Regions from separate parts of the Homo sapiens genome. Here region 2 is linked to region 1. Evidence: chromatin contacts called from ENCODE Hi-C or POLR2A ChIA-PET data. All regions are on one chromosome and are shown on one strand. Each heading gives the region's core, a stretch centred on a gene start or an enhancer-like site at or near the end of the contact. The rest is flanking DNA. Distances are from core to core; before and after follow the strand shown. Region 1 overlaps NRP2 (neuropilin 2). Region 2 overlaps NRP2 (neuropilin 2).

Evidence for each region. A loop is a pair of places that touch in the nucleus more often than their neighbours do. ChIA-PET counts read pairs that join two places held with the same protein, here RNA polymerase II (POLR2A). Pooled maps may share reads with other maps.
Region 2: a loop to region 1 is called in a pooled map, with 5 times the contacts of the local background. The contact joins two enhancer-like sites. A Hi-C loop is called at or near these places in 1 of 50 pooled maps. POLR2A ChIA-PET finds 5 or more read pairs at or near these places in 3 of 52 experiments (AG04450, H1 and PC-9).

What each region holds. Positions count from the first base shown.
Region 1 is chr2:205,726,069-205,733,677 of GRCh38, forward strand. NRP2 (neuropilin 2) reads left to right here. Exons shown (of 17, transcript NM_003872.3): 6 at 1-14; 7 at 1,823-1,978. Among named protein-coding and RNA genes, the nearest start is that of NRP2, 47 kb to the left of the region's middle. Within about 2 kb of position 4,888, at least 3 of the 41 ENCODE cell types and tissues checked have a DNase peak (open chromatin) inside an H3K27ac peak, as active enhancers do.
Region 2 is chr2:205,768,159-205,775,767 of GRCh38, forward strand. All of the region lies in intron 15 of NRP2 (neuropilin 2), which reads left to right. Among named protein-coding and RNA genes, the nearest start is that of NRP2, 89 kb to the left of the region's middle. Within about 2 kb of position 3,118, at least 2 of the 41 ENCODE cell types and tissues checked have a DNase peak (open chromatin) inside an H3K27ac peak, as active enhancers do.

The sequences.
Region 1 (7,609 bases), core at 3,638-6,137:
AGGAGTATCTCCAGGTACTTGTGCAGATACCAGAGGATGTGAGAGTGTGTATGTATTGCTGGGGTAGGAGGGTAGCTCCTCAAATACAGTAGGCAGAGGACACAAAGAAAATAAACACAGCATACCTGAGAACTCCATTCATTCATTCATCCAAACAGATGTGTATGCCAGGCACTGGGTTACATGCTGGCATACACTGATCAGAGGGAGCCTGCCCCTGCCCTTGTGGGGATTACTGGGCCTGGGGAGAAGTTGTTTGGCCAGGATGCTGTTTGCCCTATCACTATAGATATCCAAGGAACATTATATAAGCTGTTTGGATCTTCCTCATTCTTGGCACAGGGAGGCATCAGGGACATGGGGGGCATTCTCCTAAGGGGAGGTTTGTTGAGGTGCTAGCTGCACATGACAGCTTCTCATGATCTTTGCTATTGGAGAGAGCCCTGCCAGGAAGGTTTTGCACAGAGCTATCAGAAGAACACATAGGAAAATGTCACTACCAGGAACAGAACTCAAGGTGCCCCAGATGCTCGGCAGCATCTCTTCAGACCATTGTTTGCTTTATTCTGAATAAACCTTGCAGCTCATGTTGAGTAATCTTCCCGCACTGCACACTGCTCCAATTCTCATCCCCTGGGAAGAAGTAAACAGGGGGAAAGCAAGCTACTAGTTCCACACCAGAGCAGTGACTGCTTTTATGACACACGTAAGACAGCCTTGTGACCCACTGACAAGCCTGTCCTAGCTCTGAGGCGACACAGTGACCTCTGCTCTAAGAAGGATATTGCAAAGCAGACAACAGGAAAGGGAGAAACACCACTTAGAAACTCCAGGGAGTCCACAGAGGTTCTAACAGTAAGCCCTGGGGCCATTTGTCATTGTCTCTTCTCTCTGCCTCTCCAAAAATCCATCTCCTCGCAGCCTGCAAAACTTCCAGAAAGTTCTGTATAACTGGCATCCCCTATCTTTGACCTTAATCATATACTTTCGCCTATTGCTATCCACCTGTTTCTCATACGTGTAGACAGCACTATGTACTACTTATTCAAATGTTTAGTAATGCTGAGCACATTGTAGGTCACCAATAAGTGCTTACTGAATTGAATTTAGCCAGTGTGTGCTAGCTACATTTTGGTCATATGGAGACTGCCATTAAGAAACACCATGGCCATCAAAGGAATGACATCCAGCAATTTCCAAATGGGTTTGGCATTGTGGGAGGGGAAGTACCTTAAAATGTTGGCCATCCTCCTCATAGAGCAAAAGGTCAGGACTCGGTGCATAAGCCTAATTGCTTGGGCAGACTCTACATGCCCTTTGACCCCTTAGTGACCTGAGCAACTAAATACACAATGGAGCGAGAGGGTGTGGGGAGGGGATGCCTCTATGAGTGTGACTTTTGGAACTAGGGCATTATAAGTGAGTTGGATTGAACTGGACAGGAGTAGAGTGGAGTAGATTCAACCTTGTTTCTTTAAAGCAGCATCTGCTTCCACAGTCCAAGGCAGGCCATCATTTACTAAGAAGGGATTATAGCTCTAGATGTTCAATGATTGAGAAAAATCGAGTATTGTCCCTTCATATTTGCAAAAGAGAGAAAAAAGAAAAATAACCTAACTTTTCAAGGTGTCTGATTTAGTGTAAGATAATGTGAGTTTAATCGTCCAATGGAATTGCAAACTGATACTAATTACAAGTATGTCTCAGTGAATCACAGATACAGGTTGGAAGCAAAGTCTAATGATTGTGTCCTTTGGAAAAAAACAAGACACTGCCCTGTGTTGGGAATGGTGGTCTCTTACTCCAGCCCTCTATTCCCCAGGTGGACCTGCGCTTTTTAACCATGCTCACGGCCATCGCAACACAGGGAGCGATTTCCAGGGAAACACAGAATGGCTACTATGTCAAATCCTACAAGCTGGAAGTCAGCACTAATGGAGAGGACTGGATGGTGTACCGGCATGGCAAAAACCACAAGGTAAATCCATGATCCTACCTTAAAGGCACATTGGACCAGGGCAGGAGGGATGGGATCAGGGGAGCTTTAAGCCGACCTCCTACAGGAGAGAGGGCCTTGTGTAGTCAGGCTCAGATAATTGATGGAGGCAAGGGTCGTGCTGGCCTTGAAAATCTTCTCTCTTAGGCTAAAGCGATTGGAAAACACCGTTTCTCTGACAGCCAGTTGCTGTTGCATCTTGCGCAGCAGAGAGAGAGAGCTTGCAGAGTGTTCTCTGACTTCAAATGAAGGAGAAAATATGTCCCCAGTCCACTTCTCCCCACCCAGGATTCACTGAACATTTATGGCCTGAGTCCCTTCCACATGCTGGGTTAACAATCACAAAACCACATGATACTATAGTTCAGGAGTTACCGAGCTCTGGAAATGAAAGGGCACAAATCCTGAGAGGGAATCACAATGTCCTGGAGAAGAAAAAGGACAATAAATAATGAGGAGAAATTCAGTTTGTTGGGGATGGGCTCTGAACTGGCAATCATGCTTAGCGGCGAGGCATTGAATTCTCTCTGCTGGTGCCTCCCGCATCTGCGGCTCCCGGAGGTGTGGTCTGTGTGGGTGATGTGGGGCTTTTGTTGTATACATATGGATGAATGTCTGGCACTCCACTTTCTTAAGACATGACATTCTGGGTCTGCAGCTGGCACAGGCGATGTGCTGGCTCTATGTGTATATACACAGCACACTCAGCCCATGGGGGCTTATTGCAAACAGCCAGGGGCTTGTGTGGGTAGGATTGGGGTATCTGTGATGGGAACACAGGGCACGATGCCCCCTGCAGAGCAGGAGCTGGTGCAGAGGTCTGGAAGGAGAGTGTGATGTCTGGGGGATTCCTAGGGGCTGCCTGTCCTTCCCTAAAAAGGAGGTAGGGAGGGAGGAAGAGGGTCTCTCCTGTAGCATTACAGTTCCACCAAGCCCTGGTCTGTCAGAGTGTGAATTATCAAAATGGGGCACATGTGGCCAAGCCTAGGGAGGCCAAAGATCTTTTCCAAAGGGAATCTCCTCAGCCCCTGTCACTGCCCCGAGGCAGCTTGCTCTGACTGGTGCAGCTGGAAACCTCAGACCCAGAAAATTCTGAACTGTGATGTTGGCAGTCTCACTTGGGAAACGGGAAAAGGAGTAGATTTTTAAAAAATCAAAATCACCATAGTAACGGGGTACCACTCATCTGAAAACCATGGCTTCTGGATATTACCAGGTATCTCACACACATGCACACAATTGCCCGATTTCCACGATAAGGAAAGTGAGGTACTTAGCAATTGAAAGATGTGCCAGGCCAGGTCTGGTTTCCCACTGACTTGGTTTCAGAAAGACTTACCAAGCATCCGTTGGGAATGCCCAGCCTGAATTGGCACTGGGTGCCAGGAGCTTGGGGGCTGAGACCTGGTTCCACCCCACCCTTTTCAATTATAAACCGGTAGATCTCGGAAGCTCAGCTAGCAGACGAGGGCCAGAAGCCAGGCAGGGGTGGTCCCCGGGGAGAGGAGTGGGGCTCACCTGATTGTCTCCCTGTCCAGGCGCAATGACTAAGCAGCACAGGCCCAGAGGGATACTGTAGCATAAGCTGTTTTAAAAGCATGCAGATGGACCAGGATGCTATTTAAAACATCATTTGTAGGAAATCTGCTTTTGGAAATACCTTAGCACTGCACATTTTCATAGAATGCTGTCCTCCCTGGCTTTATCCCTGGTATTCATTCTTCAGGAAAGATATTCCTGAAATTGAATTTAGCTTTCTGGTTTTCAGAATTATTTTTCTCAACTTTTTCATAATGGATATATTCTCTCTCTTTTGCCTCCTCTTTCCCCACTTGGCTAGATTTAGTTCCCCAGCAGCCAAGGGGTAACTTGAGAGTTTTTTTGTTTTTGTTTTTGTTTTTGTTTTACTGAATTAGTCGTGCCCAAATAAATGGAGTTGGGGCAGAGGAAAAGCCCATTCTCTTCCCCATTAGAAATTCATCCTTTGTGTACTTAGAAGGAGGCAGGAAAATGGAGAGCCTGCCAATTAGGCATCGCCCCACTCTCCAAGCTCCTTCACCCCACTGCGGGTGTGGTGGACGCCCAGGGGCTTTCCTTGTCTCCCCTGCAAGGATGGTCTCAGCTGCCCCTTCATTAGCAGATCTTTCGTTCAGATATCTGTATTTAATGTGCAGATTCCCCCTCATTCACGGTGCGTCAGCGCAGCTCTCTGGGCTGTTGGGGTTGAAGTAGTTGAGTGAACCGTGCCAAATAGATTTGTCAAGTCTGCCGCAGTTTGATTTGATGCCATGGGGGGAGGTGGGGGTTGGGGAGGGACTTGGGGGCAGTGGAGGAAGAGGCTTCGTCCATGCCGAGTGCCACCACTGAGTTTCTCTTTGTAGCTGCTGGATGGTGGGCACTGTGCCAAGCTAACTGGTGCTAAGTGGTGGGCTTGAAAGTGAAATTCAGACAACAGGAGTTAGCAGAAAAGCAAAGCAGAGATGAAGGCAACCGCCTGCTCTGCTCTGCTCTGCTCAGAGCAGAGGGAAGGTTTGCAAATGCCTTCCCGGTGTGCAGGGAAGGAAGAGGGAATAGTGACATTTGGGACAGAAATGTGGGAACTCGATTTCAACTCCCTGGTCACTGTCAACAGCAATGCAGCATACCAAAGACCAGGGAATTGGGGAAGTCAGAGAAAAACAAGTTTAATGAGTGCTCAAGGTGGCGGGGGAGGGCTGTCCTATGTCTTTGCAAAACACTGTTTACAATGTGGACCCAGACGGGGCTGAGGCAAGGCCTAGGCCTCTGAAAGAATGCCTTCCTTTTTACTGCCAGTGGGTGAGAAAGACTAAGGAACTCTTTTCCAGCCTCCCCTAGCCAGGCAGCAGCCTGTTCTTGGTCTCTTCCCATCCAACAGGTCATCATGAGGTCGCCTATGAGAAAGTGGTCAGTCACACTGTTGCTGGGGCATTGCAAGCCTCCTCCTGGCAAACGCAGCCTGGTTACACAGGCCACATGCACAGCACATCCCAAATCTTTATCCAATTCCACATGCCATAAATATGGAACCTATGATTCTCATACAGGGTGGGCCCGCCTTATGTATATTTATGGCATAACCACAAGGCAGAGAGCTCATCTGCCTGATGGAATCCATATCCAACCCACGTGCTCCTTTAGATTATACAAATTGCTTTGCATACATTTCTTCAGAAACCACAAGCAGAAATTACTGCTTTTGGTTTCCCCAGCTATATTAATAACACCCTAGATGCAGACATGGCATTGTTAATACAACAGTAGAAGGTTCATGTATGTTTACATAATTATAGGCACAATTATGTACATACATACCAAGAAGGGCGCATGGAGAGCAATGGGAAGAGCTCAGAGGCACAAGGTCTTGGTCTAGTTCCTGCCCTCCTGAGATGCTGATTCCATGATTCTGCACTGGGGATAGGCTGTGCCTCGGGAATGGAACCACAGCTGGTGACAGGACACGGGGGAGAGAGACTACTGCCCTTATTTGTCTAGGCAAAAGCCCTTATCTTCAGTTCCCTCTCATTCGGTAAACGTGGGGATCTCCCTTGTTGACACAGCTCTAGTTAGTCACAGTGTTTCTGGGCTATTCTGATGCATTTGGAAGAAATTTGGGCTAAAAGAGAAAGTCTGTGGGGTGCCAAATGCACGCTATTGGCCAGATCGAGGATGGATGGGTGAAGATAGGGATGAGGTAAGACTTGGGTCCAAGAATTTTCAGAATTACCCCACCAGGAGTGGAAGGAATGCACTGAGTTCATCACATTAATGTAAGGATGACCTCCAAGGGACTCAGAAAATCCTCAGGCACCAGCTTATTCACTAGAGTATTTCACAGAGTTTCACAACTGTGGAATTGAAGCTCTTAGAGATTAAGTGCCTTGCTGCAGGGACTAGGAAACTGGAGCCTGCATGGACGGCGCCTGGTCACCAGACTTGGATGTCCAGACTGGCGCTCTCCACAATCCGCCCTAGGCCTTACTCTTCATCTTGAGGGAAATTGGCTTCCTACATGTTCAGTCCAAGGACTGAGAGGTACACATTTTCCTGGAAAGCCTCCTCTTCAGTGAAGTTCTGCATGCAGGATGAGCCTGTACATGGCTTAACCCACTAGGCTCATTATTGTGGAGCTGGGCTTCACCACAGAATCATGAGGATGGAGAGTTGAAAGGAGTTGCCATTTGTTTGATTTGGCCACATCCCTTCAAAACAAATAAACACTCCACTTCAAAAATCCTCTATCCCATATTTATTTTCTAAATTAAAACAAATCATTTTTAAATCAGAGACTTGGGAGGAGAGAAAGAGTGGTGTCAGAAAACCAAACCCTCAAATCAGTTGGCTAACAGCTAGAGGCACGTGATGTCTATTTTCAGATCTTCTTAAACAGGGCACCGTGTGATCTTGGAAACATCTCTTAGTGGCTGCACGCCTCAGCGTTTCCACCCAGTCCAAATGGAATGGCGCTGCGGCTGCTATCGGCAAAGCACCTTGAGATCTGTAGATGGAAGGCTCTCCGCGGATATAATTAATGGAGTAGACCCACAAAGCTCTTCTTGAGCAGAAGCAAGTTATCAATTTAAAAAGTAAGAAGGCCCCATGGGATATTTATGGGCCTCTTTTAAAATCATAGGCCTGGAATGGACCATGATAAGTCATCCAGACCTTTCCCTGCATCTGATGGGGCCTGCATTGAGCTGCCTCAGATAAATGTCATCCATCCCAGCCTCACTGTTCTCTTAGGGATGCAATTATGCTTCTACTTGATCATTTAAGTTTTCAGGAAAAACCTTTTTTTTAAAAAAACCTCCTGGCAGATGATGGGCTTCCCCTTATTCCTTTTGTGGTAGTAATTTTGTTTGTTGAATATGAGATGAGGACAATACCTCACACTGTAATGGGCACCAGCCTTCAGAAGTCATGTTGCGTGTGCTCTGAAGGGGGCTGATACCCCTTCCAAGTTCAAGTCCCTCAGTTTATCTGACCCTCTCAATTATAATGGAGAAGGATCCAGTGCCCTAGGTAATTAAGTTTGTCCCTTATCCATTTGCCATGGGATGAGCTCAGACCTTTAGCCTCTCCACTTAGGAAGCTCAGGGGAAAATTTCATTATACAGAAGCTTGAACCTTTTCTCTATCAGGCTCCCGCGGCCAGCGTCACCCAGCTCCCGTGGGTGCTGAACTGTCTCCAGTAGCTGAGGCGCGCCTCCCTGGCGCTGATAGCCTTGATGTTAAACTCCAAGGCCCCGGCTGTGCACAGAGGCCAGTGACAAGGAGCACACAGAGGGGATGTGGAAGGGCGCTGTGATTCTGCTTGGGCTGTGGAATCATGTTCCTTGCCCCAACCCCAACTAATGTAGATGAGCACTGGAGTGAAGCCCTCACCTGGTAGATTGTCCTGCTCTCTGATGTCACCTTGTCCCTGCTCCGGTTTGCAGAGCCTCCACCTGAAGAGGCAGGCAGGTGGCAGAGGTCTCTGGAACCTCACTCCCTGTTCCCTCAATCTCTCCCCACCTGGGAGTTAAAGGCACCTCCTTAAGAAAACCCAAACATCTGTGTTAGGAGGTTTCCAGGGGTGGAGGGCCCACCCCACCC
Region 2 (7,609 bases), core at 1,868-4,367, 40 kb after region 1:
TGCCCACTCCCTGTACCACAGTTCTAAAAGTATTAAGAGTATTCATGTGCATACACTGGTGCTCTCTGGGGGTGAGGTTTATGTTAATGTAAATCCAAAGTATTGGAGGAAAGCTGAGAGCCAAACTGAACGACTTTGGATTACAGTCGAATTCGAGTTCTAACCTTCAGGACCCAAGGTAATGCTTATGTTGGTGAAGTGAAAGCTGTGGATGTTGTTTCGCCTGACTCTCTTTGGGTTGTGGAGACTCACAGCTCCCAGAAAGGCTGGGTAAAGACGTGCCAGCAGCTGCTGCAGACACTGTTCTGTGTGCACACCGTGTCGGGCCATGACTGACAAGTACAGTGGCTAAGTGCTAAGTGCTTCACTTCCGTAAGAGAATAAGCAGACCAGGGCACGTACACTCTCCTTGAAACTGTGCTTACCATGAGGCTTCACAGGCCAGTCATGCTCTCTTGTAAAAAATATATACATAAAATCTCATCTGAGCAGCAGTGCTCATTTAGCCAAAATAAACACAGGGCTTAGTAACTTGAAGGTAAGAATTTCCAGGGTGCTCCTGGTGGGCCGCTTTGAGGCTAAGCAAAGGCAGTGCACAAGTTGCATGGATTAGGCCATGGCTTTCGTCCTGGAGGATGGCAAGCATCTTTGGGAAGAAGAAACCAAGGCTTGGGGAGCAGAGACTTGGCCAATGGACACAGTAAAGAGCAGAATCTGAATTGGGAATGGAGAATTTCATTCACCTTGGCACGTTTTACATGGAGATCTGAGTTGGTAACCAGATGAACCTAGTGCCATGGGTCTCTTCTTTCTGGCTGAGACCTGTTTGACCACAGCATGCAACTCTGCCTTGAGCAAACTTTTCTGTTTGAGAGAGGAGAGGACTGTGTGTTCCATCTAACCTAGTGACTCATATACTATTCCTCTTATGGTCAGGACAGCAGGAGTCCTCTCTTGATCCGGGCATAAAATCAGCCTTTTCACTCAAAAAATGGAAACAGAGAAATCAGGGGGCAGGCAAGGTATGGAAAGTTGATGTTGAAACACTGCCAACCATAGGCATTTACATTGTTATACATTTTTCAAATTAGAGTGTTTTTCTTTTCCCTTATAAATTAATCATGCAACAAAGGTAATCTCATTCTTTGGGAGCAATCACTGTACAGGTAAATCTTTAGTGAAATACAATAAAAGTGGCCTTTGGACCTGGAGTTATTAGATGGTCGCAATCTTTTATATTTGGAAGTATCTTTCATTTTCCGCCTCTTACTGATTTCTTGCCATGCAATATTATTTTAAATTTAAATCATCCTGTGTTTTCTGCTGTGTGTGTGTATATACATACATACACACACACACACACACACACACACACACACACAGACACATTGTGTGCCAGGATGTGAGTCAGTAATGAAGAAAAGCCTGGAAGAAAAAGAGATCTGTGTTGAGAAGGGAGAAAGAGAAGAAAGAATGAATAAACTGTGTTGTCATGTGATTTTTTAAAAAGACCCTTTTTTGTGGTTGTTATGAGTCACATTTTAAACAATGTAGCCTGGGTGTGCATTCTTTTCTTTTCTTTTTTAAAGCAGTGGCTATAAACATGGTGCCGTCATGTATCTTTTTCTAGGATTTGAGCTTTAACAAATGAAAAACCGTGTGTATAAAGGGGGGAAAAAGAACCGAAAAGTGGTGTAATTAAGGTGATGGATTATTTCCTCTTACCCAATACTTTCTTTTTTCAATAAAGGAAACAAGAACAATAAAGAAGCCAGTAAAAATATATGAAGCCCATAATCAGAGTTCTGGGGTTTGTTGACCAGGTGGTTATTTTTAGCAGCTCACCTTGGAGGCAAGAGTTTTTGTTCGTGTTAGAGGCTGTGGTTTCTGAGCAGAGCACGGGCAGAGAGACGATCTGGTGCCCTACCTGTTAGAGACTCACGGAAATCCCAGCTGGGTGCACCTGTGGAAGGTGGTTGTCAGAGGGAAGGATTCAGAATGACTGTCCTACGCTAGTGGATGCTAAAAGGAACATCAATGTCTCCCGTTTCAGCTGGGAATGTGGGGTTTATGACTCAGACCATTCCTAAGGTCCAGGGGCCCCATTTCTCGGGTCTCCCTAGGTGCCTTTCTGCAGTTCTCCACAGTTCTCATCCAGACAAAACCAGGAGAAAGTGCACATCCACAGCTGTCTCTTGGGCATAGAGGGGAGCAGTATTAAGAGAGGCCCATTTTGGGGGTAATGCTGGCTGGCATTTGACTCTATTCCTTAGGCTTTAAGTTCTGTTTCTTTGGTGCCAACTGGCCAATCTCTGCATTTTGCACCCCCTTCTCTCCTTTCCCATTCCCACCCTCACCCTCTATTGCCTGCCTCCCAAGGCTTTGTCCACCAGGGTAAGGTCCCCCATCCCAGGGCCTGGCCTCACATTCCCTTTCTCCCTGGACTCCCTTCCTCCCACGCCTCCTTCTCCTAGAAGCACTTCTGAGATGCAGAGAGGGTTAAATGGTGCTTTTGCACATAACCGTCTGATGAAAGGCAGAGAAGTGTTCCTAACCCCTGCCGGGGTTCCAGATAGGCAGCTGTAGTGTGTGAATCCTCCTCCTTGCCCCCACCCCCTTATGTCTCCAGCTGCCAGATTAAGGCTAGGTGTTGCTGAGCAAGAAAGCATGGAGATCAGATGTGTGAAGCGGGTAACTGCTTGGCGGCCATCCTTCCCCAGGGGACACAGAGGTGTTCTTTGTGAGGTTCGCTGGAGCATGCCACCTCTCCTGCTACAGAGGCCTGACACGTCCCCTCTCCATCAGTTTACCACTCATGTAAACAACTGCCGAGGCCAGCTTATCTATGGGTGGAAGAAAATGTTTTTCACCAACTTTTCTCTCCAAGAACACAGGGACAAGACTCAGTTTACAGAAAGTAGCATAAGTGCCACCAAAGAGTGTGAAGCGTCCGAGACTTCAGCCAGTCAGAGATCTGAATTCGGAGGCATTTAAAAATGCCTCTAGATGTGGGAGCAATCCACATGGTTTCTGCCAACTTACTGAAAACATCCCGGCGCCTCCCGCCACACCATGCTCATAAGGCAGATGGAAAGAGTCGTTTCTCAGGGATGCCTTTGTGCTTGTGCGTCTTTTTTCCAAACACATCAGAGGGCGTGACCACATTCTTCTACTATCTTCTGTAAACTTCTCTAGAGGAGCCAACCTTTTTCGTTTGTTTAATCTCACAAATTAAATAAACCTTTATGTGAAATGTTCCTCCACCAGCACTTCATTTTTAACCTGTACAGAAAGGACTGTGCAGACAGGCCAGTCCTAAAACAATTCTGACATGCAATGAGCCTTTTTTGAAAGAGAAAGAGAGAAGGCTTACCCTTGGTGTCTTTCAAAACACTTCTTCTGGAAACCTGGGTGACTCCCCCAGGTCCAGATGATATTTCATAAAGCAGCTATAGTATATGCTTTCTCATTTCAGAGATTCAGTGAGAAACTGACTTGACTGAGACACGCCAATCCTCAGACAGGTTCAGACAGAAATAGGAGGCAGAAAGGAAGAGGACTGTTTCCTCTTCCCTCCCTACTTGGTTAGAGCAAGGAATCTGCAAACTTGTTCTGTAAAGGCCAGATAGTAAATATCTTGGGTTTTACAGGACATACAGTCTCTGTTGCAAGTATTCAGCTCTGCCATTGTGGCATAAAAGCATCCATAAGCAATATGTAAACAAATGAGGGTGTCTGTGTTCCAACAAAAATTGATTTACACAAACAGGCAGTGGGCTGGATTTGGCCAATAGGCCACAGTGAGCTGACCCCTGGGTTAGAGCACAGGCTGGGATTTTGTCCACCTGGTTCTAGCCGTGACTCTGACACTTGCTAGCAGTGTACAGTTCCTCAGGGGACCCTGGGCCATCTCTTGGGTTTCACTGAATGCTTCTCTGCCCTTCTCCACAATTATCCTCCAAGTGAAACCAGGAGAAAATCACTTGTCCTCTCAAGTACTCAGGTCTCCCTTTGGAGGGTCATGAGGAATAAACAAAATTGATTCATGTGAAGCCCGTAGACCAATGGTTAATACACAGGAAATGTCCACTCAGGGTGGCCGTTGTTACAGACACGTTTCCCAATTGCATAGTGACCCTATTTGCAGATAGGAATGACCGGAACACTACCTCATGTGTAACTGTTTTTCTTATTTTCTCCCATGCCTGGTTTCTCAAACTTTATTGTTTCTCAAAATTCAAATTCTTTGTGTTTGCATTGCTTTTCTCCAGGGGGCTCAGAATTTTTACAGATGGGAGCCTGTGCAACCTTGCAAATGCACTTGGAGTTCAGTTATTGACTATTTAAGTATCTGTTTCTGATTATCTCACACAATGGGAAAACTTTGTAGAGAATCTGGGGTGGGAATTAATGAAAAATAGTTCAGGAATTGAAAGTGTTTTCCAGGTGAAAAAAGACATGTGAGTAAGCGGTAGAAATTAGATCAATCAAAGGGAAAATTCAGGTCAACAGATCAACCAACTCCAGGCAAGGTTGAATTCTCACCTACACTTTCACCCACCTAGCCCAGGCTCCTTTTTTGTCAAGCAATGGCTCGATCACCCCCAGATGGCTGAAGGGGCAAGTGAAGCTAAAATTGCACAACTCAGCAATTCGGGCATCTGGTGCAGGTGACATCTGCCTAAAGTGGGCACCTTTTTCTAATTTCCCATAGAGGTGCCACATGAGCTAGCAAAATCTCTAGCACTTTCTGAAAATAACTCTCCAGGGAAGTACCAGTAGGTCATCAACATTTTCCAGGGAGTCTGAACATTGGTCCAAATATATTCCCCTATGCCATCCGTCCATTTATCCATCCACCTATCTATTCATCCATCCATCTGGCATTCATTGGATTGCTGATGTTGTCTGGGAAGGTGCTTTGGGTATGGATTTAACCCCTATTGATTTATCGTCTTCCTTTTCTCTAGTTGGCAAACCACAGCCTCATTAGCATACAGCTCTCCAAGGCTGGAACAGGGCCAGATTCTAAACCAGCACACTCCACCTGCCTTTGGAGTTGAGTCTTTTTAGCTAGTGAATGTTCTGAGAAACTTCTAGCCCCCAGCTGCAAGTCAACCAAGAGTTGCTTGTAGGGGATCAGGAAGGGTTTGCTAGTCATATCCTCTCTTTTCTAACATTAACGTTATTTCTAACCTCTTGACATTAAAACATGAATTCACATAGTACTATTTCTCATTTCTCCAAACAAATGCCCAAAGAAAATGTTTAAGGAGCCAGTATAATGTCCCCCAAGTAGCTTTTGTCACTGAAGTTTTCTACATGTTGATAATTTCAGGGGAGAGAAGGATAAGTAGAGAAGGAGAAGAGGGTCTTACTTAAAGTGGAGTTTGTCTTTCAAGTAGAGCAGGATTCTGAGAGACTATGTCTGTGTCTCTGATTCTAAATATGTAATCCATGTACTAGGATTTCACCTTCCTCCAGCAGGTCCCCTTGATTCTCTCCATTGTGCCCTAACATTGTCTCTTATCGTAAGAAACACTGTAAGAGAAACATGAAGGCTTCATCCTTCTCCAGCCTGAGCACTTTAAGCCATAGGTTGTGTATTTTGTGTTGGAAACCAGCATTTTGGCTGAAGGAAAGCAGACTTTTGAACAAAGATGATGTAGTGATGGAGGGAATGTGGGTAGTTGTGACCATGTTCTGCTTGACAAAAATTTCTGCTCCCACCTCTGTGGTCTGGTCAGGTACTTCTTTAGAGGGAAAGCTAATCCCTGAGGATTTATCACCTCCCTTTTCTTGATGGGTGAGCTGCAGCCTCATTAGGGGATGGCCCTCACTGTGGAGCCACATGAAAATCAGAGACAAACCCCAGGACACCCTTTGGGGAGAGAAGGGATGTCTCTGAGGAACTCTGGGGGCATCCCTTAACACTTTGATGTTTCCTGTGCATTTTTGTAAGCTCATATCGAAAATCCAGCAGCAGGATGGTTGCCAGGCAGCAGATCCTCTTGGTGACCTGAATAATGAATTGACACCAGTTGACTGTGACTTGCAAGCTGGCCACTTCAAGGAGCCATTTCCAGCACCTTGCTTTCTCTTCCTCTCTTTCTATGCATAATTTCCACCATGGCCACAAATATGAGAGAGAGAGAGGCCTTTCTCAGCTATGGTAATGAAACTAGTAAAAGACAGAATTAGTTTGGGGACAAAGACAAAGAGGGCAGGCAATAAGGTGGGAGAAGAGGAAGATGTATAAAGGGACATTCAGGGGATCCTGGGATTCTGGGGTCATTTCTACCCCAGGGGTTGTGGATGTGGCTGTCAAGGTGTGTGCAGAGCAACACATCCTTGTCAAAGCTCTGCCAATGTTGTGGGACTTCTGGTCACCCAAGAGGTGCCAATGAACCTGCACCCTAGCGGAAGGGGATTCATACAGCAGGAGAAAGCAGTGATTAAGAGCTAAGAAGTTGAGCAGGCTTTGAAATATTTTCCAAGAAAAATGTTCTCATTTTTCTATCACTTCTGAGAAGACATTAGAAGGTCTGACCCACCTCCCACCTATTCCCCAGATCAAAGAGAGGAGTTCTGATGTTCAGGCTGCAGGAATTAGAGAACACAGACTCAGAAATAGGAGTCTTAGCCTCAGTTCAGTGTTTGATTCACCAAGCATTTATTGAGTGCCTTCTTTGTATAAACCCTTAGGTATGGATGAGAGCAAGTTCCTCATGATGAGAGTGAGTTCCTCTGCTTAAGGAGCTCTGAATCTTAGGGTGGGTAGTGTAAGGAGGCATGAAAATAGAAATGAGCCCCGTTTGCATCTTGAGCAGAGGGGGACCACCCTCTGCTCACAGGGTAGGACCACTAATGCATGAAGGAGCCCGCAGCACTTCCCACCCATGGCTCCCCTGCTGGGGCACCCCATGAGTAGAGAGGATGCATCTTTCCGGCTTAATGCAAACAGCTAGGGAGGCATTTTTCATAGGAGAAGCATATATCATTTTTCAGAAGTAAAGATCATGTCTGGTTTTGGCAAGCTCAAAAGCTCCTAGTCCCTTTCTGGGCCAGATTCTCATCTGATGTAAATCTTTGGGAGAATCAAGTTGTAACACTGCTTTGCATCAAGTGGGACTCCAGCCAGTCTTTCCCCAGAGTTACCCTGGGCTTAAATCTACTACATCATCTCCATAGCAACCGGCAGCGGCCAGTGAACGTGGTTGCCTTCTAAATACTCTGCCAGCTTCTCTTCCCTGCTCTGTCTTTTCTGTCATTAAGAATGATTTCCCTCCCTCTCTCTCTCACTCACTCACTCTCGCTCTCACATACCCTCTGTCATTTTGTGCCCACATTTTTTTTGTTGCAACTTCCCTTCCAATCTGCTTTTAAAAATCCTCCATCCAATTAAAAAATGAGGATGCATTAGTCATGACTTAACAGTGGTGATTGACCTGTCTAGGCAAGACCAGGCTAATTTCAATGGGCACAGAAGCCTTGGCAAGCCAAAGTGGAATTTACCTTCAAGTCTAGCCAGCTTAATTAATACATTGTTGCTGAGAATGCTGGCCAGCCAGACCAAATATGGTGTTTCCACCACTCAGGAAATCTGCCT